2 separate regions of the Homo sapiens genome follow, and region 2 is linked to region 1. A link is an interaction called in ENCODE POLR2A ChIA-PET data of the cell type or tissue named here. Cell type or tissue: OCI-LY7. All regions are shown on one strand.

The links. ChIA-PET counts read pairs that join two places held together with the same protein. Peaks named below come from ENCODE experiments on the same cell type or tissue, not always from the same donor. Only the 100,000 strongest peaks of a DNase experiment are listed, where the experiment ranks them.
Region 2: POLR2A ChIA-PET joins it to region 1 with 26 read pairs; 2 of 35 experiments call an interaction of 5 or more read pairs at or near these places.

What each region holds. Positions count from the first base shown.
Region 1 is chr12:95,641,113-95,646,112 of GRCh38, forward strand. No RefSeq gene overlaps it. Among named protein-coding and RNA genes, the nearest start is that of USP44, 92 kb to the left of the region's middle. In OCI-LY7, no CTCF peak of the experiment used is centred here; no DNase peak of the experiment used is centred here.
Region 2 is chr12:95,972,506-95,977,505 of GRCh38, forward strand. HAL (histidine ammonia-lyase) reads right to left here. Exons shown (of 21, transcript NM_002108.4): 19 at 4,093-4,201; 20 at 3,924-3,993; 21 at 157-1,867. The coding sequence ends at 1,727. Among named protein-coding and RNA genes, the nearest start is that of HAL, 21 kb to the right of the region's middle. In OCI-LY7, no CTCF peak of the experiment used is centred here; a DNase peak (open chromatin) is centred at 2,676.

The DNA of each region.
Region 1 (5,000 bases):
CTTCAGACCTCATTTTATGCCATGCTCTGGCCTCATGGGTCTTCTTGCTGTCTGCACTTCAAGTGCTGCCAGCTTGTTCTGACCTGGGGATATCACACTTGTTATTCCCTTTAATAAGAGTGTTTTCTCCCATCTATTTATTTCTCCTATCTATCTATCTATCTATCTATCTATCTATCTATCTGGAAGTCTACCACCTTCTCACCATATGGTTATCAGCTTAAATATTACCTCCTCAAAGAGGTAATATTTAAGGTGTGACTGTTTTATTTTAGGTAGCTCCCACTCACACTATCTGCAAACTGAGTGTGTGGCCGATACTCCTGCAATGGAGACCTGGCTGCTGCAGCTGCTGGAGGGCCAGTGGCAGACAGTCTCCAGCTGTCAGCCCCTATAGGAATTGCTTCAGCCACAGAGAGATTTCCCCAATGCCATGCCCCATCCTAGGGTGGCCAGCATCCAGTGGGATATCTGAAGGCCTGTCTGCCTCAGGTCAACTTGGGATGACCCTGAAGGGTCATTCCACTTCTGCCTTCCTTCTGGGGTTGGCTGAGGCTATCACTAGGCATGCTTTGCAGCTCACCTTCTCTCTCTGCTCACTTCCAGTTTCTCCTCCCGCTCTCCACTGACATTGACACTCCTTGATAAATGCTCTGCATGCTAAAGTCCATTTCAGTGTGGCTTTCTCCACGGCAGTGAAGCATCATTTCCTTCTCAGTGTTTACAAATCTTTGAAATTTTGTTTATAGGTTGGTTGTTTGTTTCTCTTACTAGAATCTAAGTTATATGAATGTAGGGACCTACCTGACTTCTTTACTCCTGTGTCCTTAGTGCCCTGACCAGCCTGGTATGTCATTATCATCACTGTAGCAAACACCTGGTATTGATGATATGCCAGACACTGTTCTAAGTATATTCATCCACTTTATCTTCCCAACAACCTTGTGAGGTAGGTGCTAGTATCTTCTCCACGTAGAGACTGGGATGCTAAAATACAGAAAGCTTAGTTGGCTAGCCCAGGGTCACACAACTGGTAAGTGACAGGGCCAGTGTTTGAACCCAAGCAATCTGGCTCTAGATTACACGTACATAACCGCTCCATTATGCTGGTTTTTTTTTTTTTTTTTTTTTTTTTTTTTTTTTTGCAGCGGCTGTTCAATAGATGTTTCTTAAATGTTTGAATAAATAAAAAATAGCTGGGTGTAATCTGAAGACATCATCTAATTATTCATTTAATGACTATTGTTTGAGCACCTACAATATGCCAGACACTGTGATCTGCCTGGGGATGCAATGTGAACAAAGCAAACGGGACCTCTCCCTCAAAGAGCTTGCACAGTATGAAGGAAGAGAATAGACTATATATGACAACGATTATATCATTGCACATTGTTACCTACTGGCCATTATCCAAATGCATGGTTTCCTTTTCAGGCAATCGGAGTACCACTTATCCACCCAGACCTCTTCTATAGGGTATACTATCAGCTAACAGGACCATGGTGACAGCATTTCCTACAGTCAGTGATTAAAAAAAAAAAAAATTGAAGGGCACTTACCTTTCTCAGCCTTAGCAGGAAGAAGAGAATGGGGATGATGAAGCTTCTGTTGCTGATGGTGACTAGCTGTAGGGCAGAGGTCCCCAACCCCCATTAGGAACCAGACCACACAGCAGGAAGTGAGTGGCAGCAAGCAAGCTAAGCTTCGTCTGTATTTACAGCCACTCCCCATCACTTGCATTAACCCCCGAGCTCCGCCTCCTGTTAGATTAGTGGTGGCATTAGATTCTTACAGGAGCGTGAACCCTACTGTGAACTGTGCATATGAGGAATCCAGGTTGCGCGTTCCTTATGAGAATCTAATGCCTGATGATCTGTTGCTGTCTTCCATCACCTCCAGATGGGACCATCTAGTTGCAGGAAAACAAGCTCAGGGCTCCTACTGATTCTATATTATGGTGAGTTGTATAATTATTTCATTATATATTACAATGCAATAATAATAGCAATAAAGTGCACAAGAAATGTAATACACTCGAATCATCCCAAACCAGCACCAACCCATTGCCCCCTACACATCCCTGCCTTGTGTCTATGGAAAAATTGTCTTCCATGAAACCAGTTCCTGGTGCCAAAAAGGTTGGGAACTGCTGCTGTAGGGAGTCACCTACAGCTCCTAACTCAATTCATTGTCTCAGGCCTCAATTCCTGTATCATTCCAGCAAATGATCCTGAAGGAAGACAGAGATCCAGGGGGAGCCAGGGTCATTAGCTGCCTCTGCAGACCGAGGAAGCATGTGCTCAGGAGGAGGTGTTTCAGTGTGATGACTGAGAGCATGGACTCTGGGGCGCAGACTTGAGCTTGGACTTTGGATGCGTCTCTTACTAACAGTGATACAACAGCCTACTTACCTGAGCTTCCCTTCCTTATGTGTAGAATGGGAATAATAATAATAATAGCACCCGCCTCAGAGGTTACCATAAAATTGTGAAGATAACTCATATAAAGCAGCCCTCAGTGACAACAGTATTTGGATTGCAGGGGAGTCTGGGTGTCTGTTATCACAGTTGTTATAAACCACAACAGGGAGCTCTGTCCCCCTTGCCTAGTGAGATTCAAAAGCTGGGAAGCTGATGCTAGACCTAGTTCAGATCGTCTTCTCTAGAATGTCTTCCACAGTCTCATTCGGGGCTTCCTCAATGCTGACTTGTAACTTACTGATAGCATTTCTTCCAGGGCACCACATTATTTCTTGTTTGCGTTATTTCCCCAGTCAGGCCTCTCTTGGCTAGTGTTTGAATTGTATTAGTCTTTTCTCCTTTTCCACCCCTTAATTTTTCATTCCCAACTGTTGGCATGAGGACACTTGCATTCTGTATGGAAGGAATTAAGTGCTAATCTGTGGTGCCATAAAGAAATGTCTTCTCTTTGTAGGGTGTAATAATGATCTCTGCTGTGTTAGCAAGGTCAGTGCTTTGGACTTCTAGGACTAGTAGCCTAAACTTGTACGAGTTTTAGATGCTCAGGAACACTACTTCTTATTCTTTCTTCTCTCTTCTCTTCTGTTCTTCCCCCCTCCTCCCCCTCCTCCCCCTCCTCCCCCTCCTTCCCCTCCTTCTTCTCCTCCTCTTCTTCCCCCTCCTCCTTTCTTCCTCCTTTCCTCCCCCTCCTCCTCCTCTTCTTCTTCCTCCTTCTCCTCCTTCCTCTCCTTCCTCTCCTTCCTTCCTCCTTCTTCTCCTTCCTTGCCCCTTCTTCTTCTCCTTCCTTCCCCCTTCTTCTTCTCCTTCCTTCCCCCTTCTTCTCCCCCTTCCTTCCCCCTTCTTCTCCCTTCCCCTTATTTTCTGCCTTCCCCTCTTCCTCCTGCTCCTCCTCCTCCTTCTGGAGTCTCACTCTGTTGCCCAGGCTGGAGTGCAGTGATGCTATCACTGCTTACTGCAGCTTTGAGCTCCAGGGCTCAAGCCATCCTCCCACTTCAGCCTCCCCAGTAGGAGGGACTACAGGTGCACAACACCATGCCCAGCTAATTTAAGTTTTTTTTTTTTTTTTTTTAAGACAGAGTCTTGGCCGGGCATGGTGGCTCACGCCTATAATCCCAGCACTTTGGGAGGCCGAGGTGGGCCAATCACTTGAGGTCAGGAGTTTGAGGCCAGCCTGGCCAACATGGTGAAACCCTGTCTCTACTAAAAATACAAAAATATTAGCCAGGTGTGTTGGCGCATGCCTGTAATCCCAGCTACTTGGGAGGCTGATGCAGGAGAATCACATGAACCAAGAAGGCGGAGGTCACAGTGAGCCGAGATGGTGGCACTGCACTCCAACCTGGGCAACAGAGCGAGACTCCATCTCCCAAAAAAAAAAATAATAAAAAATAAAATAAAGACAGTCTCACTATATTGCCCAGGCTGGTCTCAAACTCCTGGCTTTAAGTGATCCTCCCACCTCAGCCTCCCAAGGTACTGGGATTACAGGTGTGAGCCACCACGCCTGGCCTCAGGGACAATTTTTTTTCTTTTTTTTTTTTTTTTTTTTGAGACGGAGTCTTGCTCTGTCACCCAGGCTGGAGTGCAGTGGCGTGATCTCGGCTCACTGCAAGCTCCACCTGCTGGGTTCATGCCATTCTCCTGCCTCAGCCTCCTGAGTAGCTGGGACTGCAGGTGCCCGCCACCATGCCTGGCTAATTTTTTTGTATTTTTAGTAGAGACGGGGTTTCACTGTGTTAGCCAGGATGGTCTCGATCTCCTGACCTCATGATCCGCCTGCCTTGGCGCCCAAAGTGCTGGGATTATAGGCATGAGCCACTGTGCCCTGCCTTTTTTTTTTTTTTTTTTGACAGAGTCTCGCTCTGTTGACCAGGCTGGAGTGCAGTGGCATGATCTCAGCTCACTGCAACCTTCACCTCCCAGGTTCAAGTGATTCCCCTGCCTCAGCCCTCTGAGTAGCTGGAATTACAGGTGCCTGCCACCATGGCCCGCTAATCTTTGTATTTTTAGTAGAGATGGGGTTTCACCATGTTGGCCAGACTGGTCTTAAACTCCTCACCTCAAGTGATCCACCCACCTCAGCCTCCCAAAGTGTTGGGATTACAGGCGTAAGCCACTGTGCCTGGCCTCAGGAACACTTCTTAATGATTTTTTTTTCTTGCCTTAAGAAAACTTGAAGCAACTTCTTTTGTTAGTCTTTTTAGTCTTCTCCCTTCCTTCACTATTGTTGTTATTATTTTAGAGTCAGGGTCTCACTCTGTCATCCAGACTGGAGTGCAGTGGCATGATCATAACTCACTGCAACCTCAAAGACTCCTGAGCTCAAGGGATCCTTCTACCTCAGCCTCCAGAGTAGCTGGGACTGTAGACATGCACCACCACACCTGGCTAATTTTTAATTTTTTTTTTTTTTTTTTTTTTTTGAGACAGAGTCTTGCTCTGTTGCCCAGGCTGGAGTGCAATGGCGTGATCTCGGCTCAGTGCAAACTCCGCCTCCCAGGTTCAAGCAATTCTCCTGTC
Region 2 (5,000 bases), 330 kb after region 1:
TTGTTGCTAGCCAATGGGAAAAAGAGTGTACTGAGTCAAGCATATTGTTCTTAAAACGGTTGACATCTGTCAACTGAATCCTTCAGAAGCTTGATTAACTGCTGTTAGAGGCGCTTAACTTTGCTATAAATACCTAAGAATAAAGCGACACCATAAGGCAATTGAGACTTAGTTTATTCCATGTTTCCCTTGAAGTTCCCTTGAAGGCGTGTGCTGTCAGTTACTAATAGAGCTGTGTAGAAAACTCAGTGACAAAGTGTCATTTTGACCTGGAGGGCTGCAGGGGCTGAAAGAATCCAGCATTCCCCAAACTGGAGCGAAGAGCACCATGAGACCACTGGGGGTTACTGGCTCAATGGCAGCCCACGGATGACAATGCACAAACCTCATTTGTGTGTGTTCACATTTTGACAAGGAATAGCACCAAGAACAACCTTTAGGTAAACAGTCTCCTCAGCACATTTTTTGCTCCCTGAATTGCTGTGTGCAGCAGTTTTCACTTCAGTTTCCACCTGACAGGTTGTAAATCTAAAGGGTGAAAACTCTATTGTGAAATCCACTGTTCGGCCCATTTTAGATGGCAATTAGGTAGGCAAGGTGGCAAGTGTGTCTGTCCTCCTCTCCACCAGCTGTGGTTTTTAGAGCCACGGTTTCAGACCACTTGAAGGGCCTTGCACATATATGCACACACTGGTGCAAAGTCACAGAGCTTAGACTTGGGAAGCCAAGAGGTCATGTGACCCATCCTTCATCTGGACAGATACACTTAAGCCATCCCTGAAGGTCCTTTATCTTCTCGGGGAAAAAAATAGATGCAGTAATACACTCTAGGGCTCCATCTGACCTTTATCAATAGGACTTATTTTAATGATTACCATTACAGAAAGGAGGTTGGTTAATCCCCAAAGATTCCTTATCTGTGAAATGAGGAAGGTTACAATAAGAATGTGAATAGAGTACTAACACCAAGGAAGTGAAAATACTAACCTCAAACTCCCATGTAAGCATTTGGGGGATACGTGTAGTGATAAGTACAAAATACACAGTTTAATAAGAGCCACCCAAATAGCAATCTTTATATTCATTCCTTATCTCCTTTGCACATGAAACTCCTTGTTGGTTTTAATCACCTCTACAATTAATAGCTGAAGACCCTATTGACTACTCTTTACTATGATCCAATTAATAGAAGAAAAAAGCAGCTTAAGGACAAATTATGACTTAAAATGGTTATTTATGAAGGCATATTAAGGCATATCATGCAAAGTAAAATTAGCCAAAGAAAGTCAACTGGTGGAGAGCTTGTTGAAGCAAATTTAAAAAAAAAAAAAAAGGTTAACAAAAGTCTAATGTTTTTAGAAAAAATTGCTATCAATCTGTTTCCAAATTTGAATTCATCTAATGCTAAGAGTAAAAAACAGGCACATACAATTGTGGTTATTCTTCTCACCCTTAAGAGTGAGTGGCCTGTTGAAACTGTTAAGAAAGAAAGAAAAGTTTTATAATCTGAAAATACCTGGTGGGTCTTGAACCACGACAACAGGAACACAGTGCTGAATTTAGCAACTATAATACTGCCATCAGCCTAACCAACGTAGGCTTTAGAAGAACTGAATGATACAATGGATTGATCTACCTAGGAAAGTTCTCAGGTCTCTCCTTCAGCCTAGTATTGCTTTGTGCTAAACTGACTGCCCTCTCATCTGCTACTTCATGACAAAGCCCATTAAAGGTCCTCAGACTCCGGGATTTTGGTGGATTTCTTGTGCAGAAATTGCAGTGAAAAGGCTGTTGGAGAAAGAGGTCTTGATTCTGGAATATGCTCCATTCTGTATTTTTCAATGTATGGAGCAGCTACTTCCCAAACCTGAAAAGCAAGGACAAAACAAAGTTGAAATATTGACGACATTGTTTCCACATGCTATTAAACATCAACTTCATCCGAAGTCAAAACATACTCTATACATGACCAGACACAGCTGCTGTTTGCTTGCTTTTATTTTAAGCCATTTGACACATGACCTGTGTCAATTAGTCTTTGGTTGCATTAAAGACTGTAAATATACAAAGTCCAAAACTTTCTAAAGTCATCATAAAGATTTTAAGCTGCATACTTTTCCTAAGCAAAACAAGCAAGCAAATAACAAAACCCAGAGAATTCAGTGTGGATAGAGTGAAGGATAGTTGCTCCAGGGTCTTAACAGTACCTATGTGGTTTTTTTCTTGTTTTTTTGTTTTTTTTCTTTTTTTGTGAGACAGAGTCTCACTCTGTCGCCCAGGCTGGAGTGCAGTAGCATGATCTCAGCTCACTGCAACCTCCACCTTCCAGGTTCAAGCAATTCTTGTGCCTCAGCCTCCTGAGTAGCTGGGATTACAGGTGCATGCCACCAGGCCCAGCTAATTTTTGTATTTTTAGCAGAGATGGGGTTTCACCATGTTGGCCAGGCTGGTCTCGAATTTCTGGCCTCAAGTGATCCACCCACCACAGCTTCCCAAAGTGCTGGGATTACAGGCGTGAGCCACCACACATGGCCTGGACCTGTGTGTTTTCTAAAGCAAGCCTTAAATGGTAAAAGGCAGTGAATTGTATTTCCCTATTGCCTTATTTCCATGCCACAGGTGCTCTGTTCCTTTGACCCTGCTACTCAAAGCGTGGCCTGTGCCCCTGCAGTATCAGCATCACCTGGGACAAGTCAGAATCTTGGCCTTCACCCAGACCTACTGAATCCACACCTGCATTTTAACAAGATGCCCAGCAGATTCATAGCCACTTTAATGTTGGAGAGGCACTGCCTCAGATCCTTGGTTAGCTTTTGCCTCCCACCCACCAACCTCTTTTTTCTTTTTTTTTTTTTTTCTTAAGCATAACATCATCTCAAAGTAAGGCCCTGGACGGGCATGGTGGCATGTGCCTGTAGTCCCAGCTACTCAAGAAGCCAAAGTGGGAGGATCACTTGAGCCCAGGAGTTTGAGTCCAGCCTTGGCAACATAGCAAGACCCGCATCTCTAAAAAAATTTTTTTTTAAATTGAATGAAATTAAGGCCCTGTTTTTGGTTTATATCTGCTTTTTAACTGATTGCCACTGACAGCCAAGGAGCCTTTCCTATTATTTTTTATGACCTTAGCAAATGAATACTCTTAAAGGCTAACCTCTCGTATACCTCCCTCCTAGCACCAAAGTTGGCAGCAGGCAAGCAGCTTCCCCATCCAGAGTGCAGGGCATGCTTAGAAATAATGGGTGTGAAAATCACAGGGAAAAATCACTGCCCCAGAGCAGAGCAACTGTTTTAAGGAAATCAAGCGATTCTAGGGAACATAACACCCACAAGTTATTCAAAAGGTTTAAAGCACTTCAAAAACGATATTTAAAAGATAAGCCAGCATGCTGGGCATCTGTACCTGGCAGCTGAGTATACGGTCAATGTAACCAGTGGAAATATGCAAGAAAGAAAAACCCGCATCTCACCAGAGCACTAGACAGACCGAAAGTCTTCTGAAGTAAACACCCGGGCCTTGGTTTTCTCTCCAGGTCTACGCAGCCATTGCACCCAGTGGTGGTAGTTGTGATAGCATCACCCAGAAGGGAACGCACTTTTGAATCAAAGAGGACATCTTGCAGGGGTGGGGAGGCATCAATGAACCTGACATCTTATTTTTTTCCCCATGAATATTGTCCCAAAACTCCATTTAAAATCCATTTCTGTTTCTAATCCTTAGATATTCAACCGTTGGCTGCACCCTGGTGCACTTAGTGTTTATTATATGGCTTCTTAGTGGTGCTGCAAGTTGTTGCTCAAATACCTTTTTGCTCATTCCCAAGGAATGGCCAGAAAACAATAGAATAAGGCAATGTTTCTCCATCCCCGACTTTGCTTTCCTGTAACAATTAAAAATTAAGAAACAAGCCAAGGAGCCAGCTTGCCTTCTGCTCCAGGAGCAGCCTGTGGGCTGCCTCGATGTCCGGGGCCATGAAGCGATCTTTTATCCAGGGCCTACAGGGAGAGCACATCCGCCCATCAGCCAAACATGAAACCCTGCCAGGGTTCACAGTGCTGAACTGATGTAATTTTCAGAGACCTGTTTGATCTTACCTTACAACAGAGCGCACCAGGTCATAGACCTTCTCCAGCGGAGTGGTTGTTTTCAGGGGACGTAGAAACTCTATGCCCTGGCAGGCTGCAAGGAGCTCGATGGCCAGCACTGAAACAAGAAATTCCAAGAGGGTAGCTTATGAAAGTCTGACTTCATGCTTAAGGAATGTGGATTTCCCAAAGTTGACACCCATCACCACCCAACTAACAGATGGTTTGTTCTCTGTCTATTGGTAGAATGAAGTTGCTTTGGTATTTAGTTGCCATTTTAACCTGTTTTCTAACCCCTTGACTATATCTTTAATGCTGAGAAGGGGAGAATTGAGACATTTACCTGAATAATTACCAGACCTGCACACCTACCCAGGAAGCTGCCCATTCATCTGCACTAGCAAAATCTGCCATGTCCCCCATTCACATCCTCTAACAAAGGTTTGTTGGCCAAGTTTGGGTCATGTGGGTAGGGAAGGAAGTCAGAAAGAAGAGCTGATCCTCATCTTGAGCCCCAGTTCTATTAAATAATTGTATGCATTTCATCAAGATGCTTTACATCTCGTGGTTTCCAATTCCATATGAATTGCGGGGTGGGGATACTGGACTAGAAGATGAGAAATTGCTTCCAGGTCCACCGTGAATTCCACAACTTCATCCTCTCCCACTGTGACCTGTCTGCACTCACTAGAGTTCATAGTGTACTTCATAAATTGAATGTGCTGTTGAATCAAGGTGGGGTGTGAGAGTTCATGGTACTCTTCTCTCCACTTTGAATATGTTTTAAAAGTCTCATTAAAAAAAAAACCACTTTGGGGGTGAGGTGGGAGGATCGCTTGAGGCCAAGAGTTTGAGACCAGCCAAGGCAACACAGCAAGACCCCATCTTTACAAAAAATTTAAAAATTACCCAGGTGT